Linked DNA regions of Homo sapiens: regions 2 and 3 are each linked to region 1. The links are chromatin contacts, found by Hi-C or POLR2A ChIA-PET in ENCODE. All regions are on one chromosome and are shown on one strand. The core of a region is the stretch at or near the end of the contact, and the rest is flanking DNA. Distances in the headings are between cores, read along the strand shown.

Region 1 (2,812 bases), core at 212-2,711:
TCAGTCTTCAATTTATAGCCTCTCACTGAGAAAATGTTTCTAAACTCCTGGGAGATGGAGGGCAAGAAGAAAACCAAGCCTTTTACTAGACCCTAAATTATTTTCTTCTTCACCTAAAGGATATGTGTCCAATTACAAACTACAAGACTTTAAAAAAAAAAAGCAAACAAAACCCCAACTACATAGCAAAGGTCATCTGGCCTGCAGAGTGAATGATTAACTTTTGTGAAAGTGATTTTTAGGATTTTTTAGAGCGTTCAAAGGTACAACTGGAAAATGTTAGCCCAGGGGCAATTGTAAGAACACCTTTCTCTACCATCTGTCACACTACGAGCTCCACCCATTCCACCATCAGGGAAGGACCTTGACCCACATCCATGTTGAGGAATGTCCTCTATGTCAAGGTCAGGGAACAGCACCCACAGAGGGTGCCTCTGGGTCCCTCTCTGCTCAACTCCCTCTCTCTTGGTTCCTGCGAGGCTCATAGGGTTGCAGGGCCCAGCAGAAGGACTGAGTCTTCCTCCTGGACTTCTGGTCCTGGTAGGCTGTGCCTTCATGTCTCTCCTGTCACCTGCACTGTAAGGAACTCATTATGACAAACGCATAAAGAATATGGCTCTGTCCACTCCAGCCCATGACCTTGGGCAAGTTCTTTTTTCTCTGTGAGCCTCCAAGTGTTCATTGGCAAAATGGGTTTATGCTGCCTACCTACTCCAAAGGAGTGCCGAGGGGATTAAATGAGATAAAGCACAAAGCCCCTAAAATATGTGCCAGGCACATAGGCAGTATCTGCAAATCTTGGTGTCCCATCCTTTCCTTTCCTGGAGCATTCTGACCCACCCACCCTCTTTATGACCTTCCTACCATGACGCCTGGCCTGGGGGTGATGGAGCGCTTAACTCCCTCCCCTCCCTTCCCTTCCCTTTCCTTTCCTTTCCCCGTGGGCATTAGTCTAAGGAAAAGGAGTCCATAAGAGCACAGCATCTTTCTTCTGTCTTCCACAGCCCCTCTAATCTTGCAGGGAAGGAGGCTGAGTGCCCTGCAGCAGCACAGATATGTCCGGATGAGCCAGTATCTATACTGGGGTAACTGTCCACCCCCCACCCCGATCCCCAGTGCTAGGCAATAAAAGAGGCCCACTGAAAAGAGGACCCAGGGAGCTGGGCGGAGCCTGTGGATCAGAGCCCCCTCGCTGGGCACTGGGTGGGCTGAGGGTTACCCCCAGGCTGCAGAGCGCGTGTGGGGGCCGCCGTCAGCTAGTCTTCCGCCTCCCGAGGGCCAGCGTGGGCGGAGGCGGCGGGGCTGCGGCTCTCGGGAACCGCAGTGTCCCAGTCTGCTCTCTGCCTTCAGCGGGAGGAATTTCCCCAGCCCTTCACGGCTCGGGGCCGCGAGGAGCCGCGGGCGCCCCCTGCCGCTTCCGAGCCGCGGCGCGCAAGGCGGCCTCCCCGTAGACCGTAGTCCCTGTGAGTCTTCCCCTCCAGCCTCAGCCCTGCGCGAGTCGGGGCGTCCGCTCCCCTCTCTCTTGCTCCTCGCTGCTCCTTCAAGAGCCCGCGTCCTGGTCACAGACAGCACAAGTCACATATGGCGGTCCCTGGACAGAGAGAGTCAATGGCAGGGAGCCTTCTTGATGCCCCTCACATCTCACTGTGGGGCAAAGAACATCCTGGAAAGAGGCAGGAGAGAGGAGGAGAGAAGGGCCAGGGCCTCCATGGAGGGGCTGTGACAGCAGGAGAGGATGGGAGCCCAGGCTCTGCTTCCTTTGTACCCCCGGCCACCAAAGGACCCAGACTGTGCCTGTCCCTACACCGGTGCAGCCTTCCTTGCTCACCCGGTCCCTCAGACCTAAACCACACTTTGGGGTACTCTGTGGTAAGCACCCCAGTGTGTTGAGTGCTCAACCTAATATCCCTCTATCCATCCTATAGAGGGAGGTTACATTTTGCATTAGAAGCAAGAATCCTGCTTAGGTGGTGAAGGTGGTTTTTTCATTTGCCGTAACATTCTCTCTCACAGAGAGCACTGCTCACTCCGGCCTTTGTATTCTGAGCATTCGTAGGTCGGTCCTCACAGGAGATTCATAGGTTACAAAGTCTGAGAACATAATATATATGCTCACGAAAGAAAGTTACATCGCCAAAAATAAAGCTGGTTGAATGAGAGGAAATGAATGGTCTAGACTCAGAGACAAAGAGAACCAAGACCAGTACTGTTTGTCTCCGTGCTTGGCAGGAAGGGAGGGTGAAAGCCTGAACTCTTTTCTGATGTGCTTTGTTTAAATGCAGTGTGTGTGTGTGTGTGTGTGTGTGTGTGTGTGTGTGTGTGTGTGTGTGTGTTGTTCAGTCTACATGTTGCACGTTGGAACCCAGTTAAGCTAGGCATGTCCAGCAAACACCTGCTACAAAGTATCCACCAGTGCCCACAGTTGTCAGTGGCTGCTGTGATGAGCTGCCAGGCTGGCCCCTCTGCAGCATGAGTGTGCATTCTCAAGCTCTGCTGCATCAAGCTGTGTTCTGCATAGTGAGGACAGCCAGGCCCTTCTGGGAAAACAGGCTTCTGGAGCCAGAGGCAATTTTTCTTTCTCTAAAACTAAAGATGTGGGATTCTTCAGACTCTCAAAATGTTACTTTGTAGAGGAAAGAGCCTGGCCTGAGAATTAGAAGACCCGGGTTCAAATCCAAGCCCTGCCACAAAGCAGATACATATTATGGAGCAAAATCATGTATTCATCCATTCCTTCATGCAATTATCTATTTAACAACTATTCATTGAGCTCTTACCCACTGAGCATTGTTCCAAGTGCCGGAGATATAAT
Region 2 (2,708 bases), core at 17-2,516, 210 kb before region 1:
ACTTACCTGAACAGTTGTTTGTTCCACAAAAGCACCTTATAGTAAGTTTCTATCCTCTCATTTTACTTCCTACCACAAAGATCCTCTAATGCCCATGTGTGATGTAAAAAAATCAAGAAACAGCTATTACCTCATTTCTGATAGATCTGGACTCCCTTTTTGCATTCAAATAGCATTTATTGAATGTCCATTCTGTGCTTAGCACTGATCGAGGCACATGAACAAGATAGGCCATGTCCCTGTTCCTCCAGAGTTTCCAGCCTAGTGGAAGAAATAAATAACAGCAAAGGAAACAAACAAACAAACAAATAAGCAAGATAATACAACATAGTTATCAGCTCAAAGAGAACCATGAAGCAGGTGGTGGTGGTATGATAGAGTAACTAGGGAGGAGGTGGGGCTGTGTGGGGAATATTTTTGTTAGTGTGGTCAGTGAGGGCTGCTATTGAAGAGGTGCCCAGTCATTTACCTTCAGTCTTTCAACAAGAGTGCTGCAAGCTTCATTCTTCAAATCCTCTTCCTGCCATGACTCTCATGGCTTAGTCTAATGCCTTTCCTCTATCCTTTCTGCTTTCGGATCCTGGGAAGTGTTTGCAAGGGCTCCACACCCCCAGCATTTCTCATGATAGCCTACTTCTCACAAATCTACATTCACTTTATAATCATCTTTAATCCCAGTATCTCCATTATGGAAACATGAGATGAGATTGGAAATAAAAGGGATTCCTATTTGTTTCAACTATATTTTAAAATGTGCTTATTTGCATATGAATACAGATAATTCTATTGTGCTATTTGGGATTCTGCTAAAATCATCTCTTTGCAGAGGAAAAGTATTGCAACACCCACAGTAGCTTTCACTCTCACACAAAAGACCAGATTTCCAGAGAAAATGTTTCTTGGGCTGCTTTAGGAAGTCCAGGGCCAGTGATGGTCTTCAGGGTGGTGGGAACTTTTCTTTTCAGCCGCAACTGATGAACGTACATGTTATCTGGAGACAAGATTATAAATTTTCTTTGATGTCTTTGACTGAAGTAACTTTGGTAATAATGTTTAACCACTGGAAAACAGTTTTTGAAGTTATAATGCTTTCCTGCCATTACTCTTCTTTGGCTGTAGCTGATTTAAGCATTTCTTGCCTTTAGATTCAAATAGCAGGGCATTGGTTCCACATGTCAAATTCTGTGCATGATAAATCTATTTTCTCTTTGAATTTTTGTGACAACCTCATTAATCATGTGTTAGGAATGAGGAAGCTGAGATTCAGAGGGATTATGGCCTGGCTCAGAGTCAGAGGTACAGAAAAGATTTCACTCAAGTCTTTTGATTTCAGTTCAGCTGTGTACCTCTCAGGCTATAGCTGTCTCCTGTCTATGTGTATATAGCACTGAACTAAGTCTTTAGGAAAGTAATATGAAATTTAGTATTCAGGTAATCATCTTAATGAAGATTCCAGTTTTATTGGGACCACTAGTTACCAATGGAACAAGATGTTGAATATGTGCATGAATATATAGATATTAAATATGATTACAAACAAGAGGGCATATCCCTCAGGTGTTGGCTCCCTCTTCTCATATGCAGCCCTGAAGACACCACAGGGTACAAATATCAAATATAGCATGAATTTATAAAATTATATATAAAGATATAATTTACTGAAGCAACAAGAGTGTCTGGTATTATAGTAATAAAGAATGTATGAATTTTTACTGAGAAAAACATTTTAGCTCTATTGCTCTATTAAAAGAAAAAAGAAAAGACCTAAATAAATGACTAGGGCAATTTATTGTTGCTATTATGTCATTTGTCTCCAGATTGTTTTATGTATTTCATGACAATTCCAATCAAAATCACAGTAGGAATTTCTGAAATTATGGTAAACTGATTTTAAATTTTATAAGAAAGCATAAAGGCTCTTGAGTAACTAAGCAATTTTGAAAAAGAACAAAAGAATAGAACCATTTTACTAGAAAATGAGATTTGAGAAAGACATAGTAACTGATGTTATAAAGTTTAGGTGCAGAATAAGCAAAGAGACGAAAGGGAAAAATGAAAAGTCCCCAAATCAAACTGTGCATCTGTGAAAAATAAGTAATGATGGGGACAGCTTGACAAGTGCATAGCAAAAGAAAAGGCCAATTTAGAAAATACTTCAGAGAAAAGTATTACTATAGGGAGAAAAATACAGTTGAATCCCTATATTGACCCATTTAAAAAAAAAGCTCAAAATGGAGTAATTTCAAAATGTGAAAGGAAACCTGTAAAGTGAATAGAAGAAAATGTAGGGGAATATCTGTTTGCCCTTGGGTGGTAGAAAAATTATTAAATAAAGCCTCATATGCTCAAGCTGTCAAGAAATAAATTGACGAATTGTACACTAATCAAAAATGAAAGACTTGTGTTCAATGAAGGGCATCGTGAACAAAGTTAACAGTGACAAGTGACTGGTGACATTCTAGAAGTCTTTGCAATGCCTAAAACTTTAAAGGTATCAATAGCTAGAATGTACCAGAGATTAATGCAGGTCAGCAATAATAAAGATAGAAAAAAGTGATAGAAAAAAAGACGATGCGGATAGGCAATTCACAGAAGGGGAATCCTGAGTGGTTTATAATCTCCTGAAGACATAGATACTCAACCTAACCATCAATCAGAGAACAGCACAACAGAGCACTATTGAGATGGTACTTCAAATCCATCAGATT
Region 3 (3,070 bases), core at 112-2,611, 240 kb before region 1:
ATACCCTTGACTCTTCACTAAATGATAAAAAAAAAAAAAACAAAAAAGAAAGAAAAAGCTGCCATGAGCTTAAAAAAAAAAAAGAAATTTCATGCAATTTCTTAAAAGAAAAAAAACCAAGCGAAGTCAGCAGGTGGCTGAGGTGTGTGGTAACCCTGGCCTTACCACTCTGATTCTCTGTCGTATCAGCTTCATGGATTTGATTGTCAAACCACATGTGGGCCACTGTCATCCGGTTCTGAGTCAGAGTTCCAGTTTTATCAGAGCAGATGGTGGACGTGGACCCCAAGGTCTCCACAGCTTCTAAGTTCTTCACTAAGCAGTTTTTCCTTGCCATGCGTTTGGCAGTAAGTGTCAGACAGACCTAAAAAATATTAGGAAGATTATTACTTCACTCAACCAGGCTGGAATTCTATACAGATTCTTGCTATATCCTAATGTGGAAGAAATTTGTCTAAAATTAAATCTCTCCAACCTTCTTCTGAAGTTTGAAGAAATAATAAGGGGAACCCATACATGAGGCTTCCCCTTCCTTCCAGAAAAGCAATCTATTAAGAAAAATAATAACAGGATTCTACCATATTCTATCCCCCTACTTGATCCCAAGTTCTTCTCCTTTCTCCACTGCACTGTTCAGGACCACGTGATAATTTAAAAGCAAAATGTATGCTTTGGGGTTATCTTACGTATAAACAAATGCTGAGGTTTTCTCACTGTCAAAATTCACCACGTGATGTGGCTCTCAAGAAGAACTATATCAAACATCCAGAATAAAACATAAGTTGGCAATACCTTAGAATAGGATAGCGGAAGAGTGTAACATTCGTGCAAGCTGATCTGAGTCAGGGTGACCATCACCTGCCTCTTACCGTGACAGTGGCCAGCAAACCTTCCGGCACATTGGCTACGATGATACCGATGAGGAAGATGACAGCCTCAAGCCAGGTGTACTCAAGGATGAGAGAAAGGATGAAGAAAGACACACCCAGGAACACAGCCACACCCGTGATGATGTGGATAAAATGTTCAATTTCTGCAGCAATGGGGGTCTGGCCTCCTTCCAGCCCAGAAGCAAGTGTGGCAATTCTTCCCATCACAGTGCGATCCCCAGTGTAGACAACAATACCACGTGCGGTGCCTTAAAAAGAAGGGGAGGGAGAACTGTACCTAATTGTATCTAACCTGAAGGAAGCCACGGATTTTACACAATTACATAGGATGACTAAAAAAACAAAAAGAGTTGATAAAAGCACTTTTTAAGGGCCAGCTCTTTGGCTGTACATGCTGTTTGGCAAAGGGACTTCTCTCCAGTAGCAGGACAGCAGCTCCAACACCCATGCCAGACTGGTGTTGTTGACAGAAGAGGCAGGGTGGAGGTGGAGGGAAGGGAAACTGCCACAAGGTTTCCTGCCAGCTAGGAAAACACCTCTGCTCTGTGCTTGACACAAGTTCTCAGAAATGGAGCCAATAAAACAAGAGATTGTGCCTATGGTTTTGATTTTGTTAATGCCCAAGAGAAATACCACGCCATGCTCAAAGTGCCCAAAAATGGCCTACCTTCAACACAATTGGTTGAAAAGAAGGCAATGTTCCTCGTCTCCAGGGGGTTTTCATTTGTGAAATCTGGAGACCTAGTCTGGGGTTCTGATTCACCAGTGAGCGAGGAGTTATCCACCTATATGTGAGGAAAAGAAGAAAAATGTCATGTGAATACACCAGCCTTATCATGGGCTACTGTACCCCTCAAATCAAGCTGCCCGAACAGCAGAGCTAGCTATGAGGTTTGTTAAAATAAAAGAGCTACCTTGCAGCCATTTGCAGATATGATTCTGAGGTCAGCAGGAATTCGGTCTCCTCCTTTTACTTCCACCAGATCCCCAACCACAACTTCCTCCGCATTTATGCTCATTTTCTCACCATTTCGAATCACAAGGGCTTGCTTTGGAAAAGAAACAATTTACACCGTTAGTATACCAACAAAGAGAAGGTAGTGTCCAAAACAAGAAAATAAAAATAGTCATAATCCTAATTACCTGAATACAAAACAAAGATATTATTCACTTTTTTATTTACACAAGTTACAAAAGCTTGCTCGCCAGTTTAAGAGATATTGCTGTTACATGGTGTGCCTGTATTCAGAGTTTACATTCAAAAGAAAGGCTACCACTTTTTGGATAGAAGGAAAATAGGTTGGTTTTGGGTGGGGTAGAAGACATCCATCTCTCTGATGAGTCATGTAATACTTGGAAAACCTTAACTTCACACTAATTCACAGGCTGACATGCTTGGGGCTGTCAAGTCATCCACTGGGGAAGGACAAAGCGTCTGGTACCTGAGGGACCATGTTTTTGAAGGATTCCATGATCTTTGAACTTTTAGCTTCTTGATAGTAGGAGAAGCAACCAGTTATGATTACAACGGCTGATAGCACCACACCCAGGTACAGCTGGAAGGGAAAAGACAAGTTAGGGCCCGTGGCTCTACACAATAATTAGGGACATTCAATTAATTTTTTGACTGAATAAAAAACAGATTTTTAATAGAGAAACCAAGATTTCAGAAATATAGAACTCATGTTTTCTTATTTATCCTTCTAAAGACCACACAGGAAGGGTCAGAAATGGAGTCAGGCACACCAACACTTGATCACTAACTGGACGTTTGGAAAGGTTCTAGATGCATCAGTTTCTCCTGCTTTATAAAACAAAGATTGTTTTTCAACCAACTTGTGGATTTTGAAGAATGGCCACCAAGCATTTCTGGACAGGTGGATGTGCCAACATGAATCGCTGTGCTCTGCCATCCAGTGGGTGGCGGCCGGGGCCTGAGCAGAGCTGCCTGCTCACAGCAGCACATGCAGGTGGGCATCCCACTTGTAAGAGCATCTACAACGTGGGTGGTAGAGAGAGGAAATGGAAACGAAGGAAGAATGGATGAGCCTTGAAGGCAACAGCTGTTCATAACCATTAAGTAATGAGTTCATAACCATTAAGTAATGAGTGGTAATTGAGAAGAAGTGGGAGACAAAGACGGAGAAGATATCTGATGTGTACTACAAATCCATATGCTG

Evidence for each region. Hi-C counts contacts between places; a loop is a spot of excess contacts on that map. ChIA-PET counts read pairs that join two places held with the same protein, here RNA polymerase II (POLR2A). Pooled maps may share reads with other maps.
Region 2: a map of A673 shows a loop between it and region 1 (4-fold over the local background). The contact joins two enhancer-like sites. A Hi-C loop is called at or near these places in 16 of 168 maps with a recorded cell type or tissue (A673, K562, MCF 10A and 11 more), 6 of 37 single-sample maps with no recorded cell type and 17 of 50 pooled maps. POLR2A ChIA-PET finds 5 or more read pairs at or near these places in 3 of 52 experiments (CD8-positive, alpha-beta memory T cell, GM10248 and GM12878).
Region 3: a map of adrenal gland shows a loop between it and region 1 (2.6-fold over the local background). The contact joins two enhancer-like sites. A Hi-C loop is called at or near these places in 5 of 168 maps with a recorded cell type or tissue (HepG2, PC-9, adrenal gland and 2 more), 1 of 37 single-sample maps with no recorded cell type and 7 of 50 pooled maps. POLR2A ChIA-PET finds 5 or more read pairs at or near these places in 5 of 52 experiments (A673, CD4-positive, alpha-beta T cell, GM10248 and 2 more).

The regions. Positions count from the first base shown.
Region 1 is chr1:116,150,785-116,153,596 of GRCh38, reverse strand. No RefSeq gene overlaps it. Among named protein-coding and RNA genes, the nearest start is that of MAB21L3, 41 kb to the right of the region's middle. RefSeq lists a silencer at 1,091-1,510. Within about 2 kb of position 1,461, at least 20 of the 41 ENCODE cell types and tissues checked have a DNase peak (open chromatin) inside an H3K27ac peak, as active enhancers do; they include A673, where a contact is called at or near this core.
Region 2 is chr1:116,357,794-116,360,501 of GRCh38, reverse strand. No RefSeq gene overlaps it. Among named protein-coding and RNA genes, the nearest start is that of ATP1A1, 14 kb to the left of the region's middle. Within about 2 kb of position 1,266, at least 3 of the 41 ENCODE cell types and tissues checked have a DNase peak (open chromatin) inside an H3K27ac peak, as active enhancers do; they include A673, where a contact is called at or near this core.
Region 3 is chr1:116,387,507-116,390,576 of GRCh38, reverse strand. ATP1A1 (ATPase Na+/K+ transporting subunit alpha 1) reads right to left here. Exons shown (of 23, transcript NM_000701.8): 5 at 2,333-2,446; 6 at 1,805-1,939; 7 at 1,558-1,675; 8 at 870-1,138; 9 at 166-364. Among named protein-coding and RNA genes, the nearest start is that of ATP1A1, 16 kb to the right of the region's middle. RefSeq lists an enhancer at 292-351. Within about 2 kb of position 1,361, at least 6 of the 41 ENCODE cell types and tissues checked have a DNase peak (open chromatin) inside an H3K27ac peak, as active enhancers do.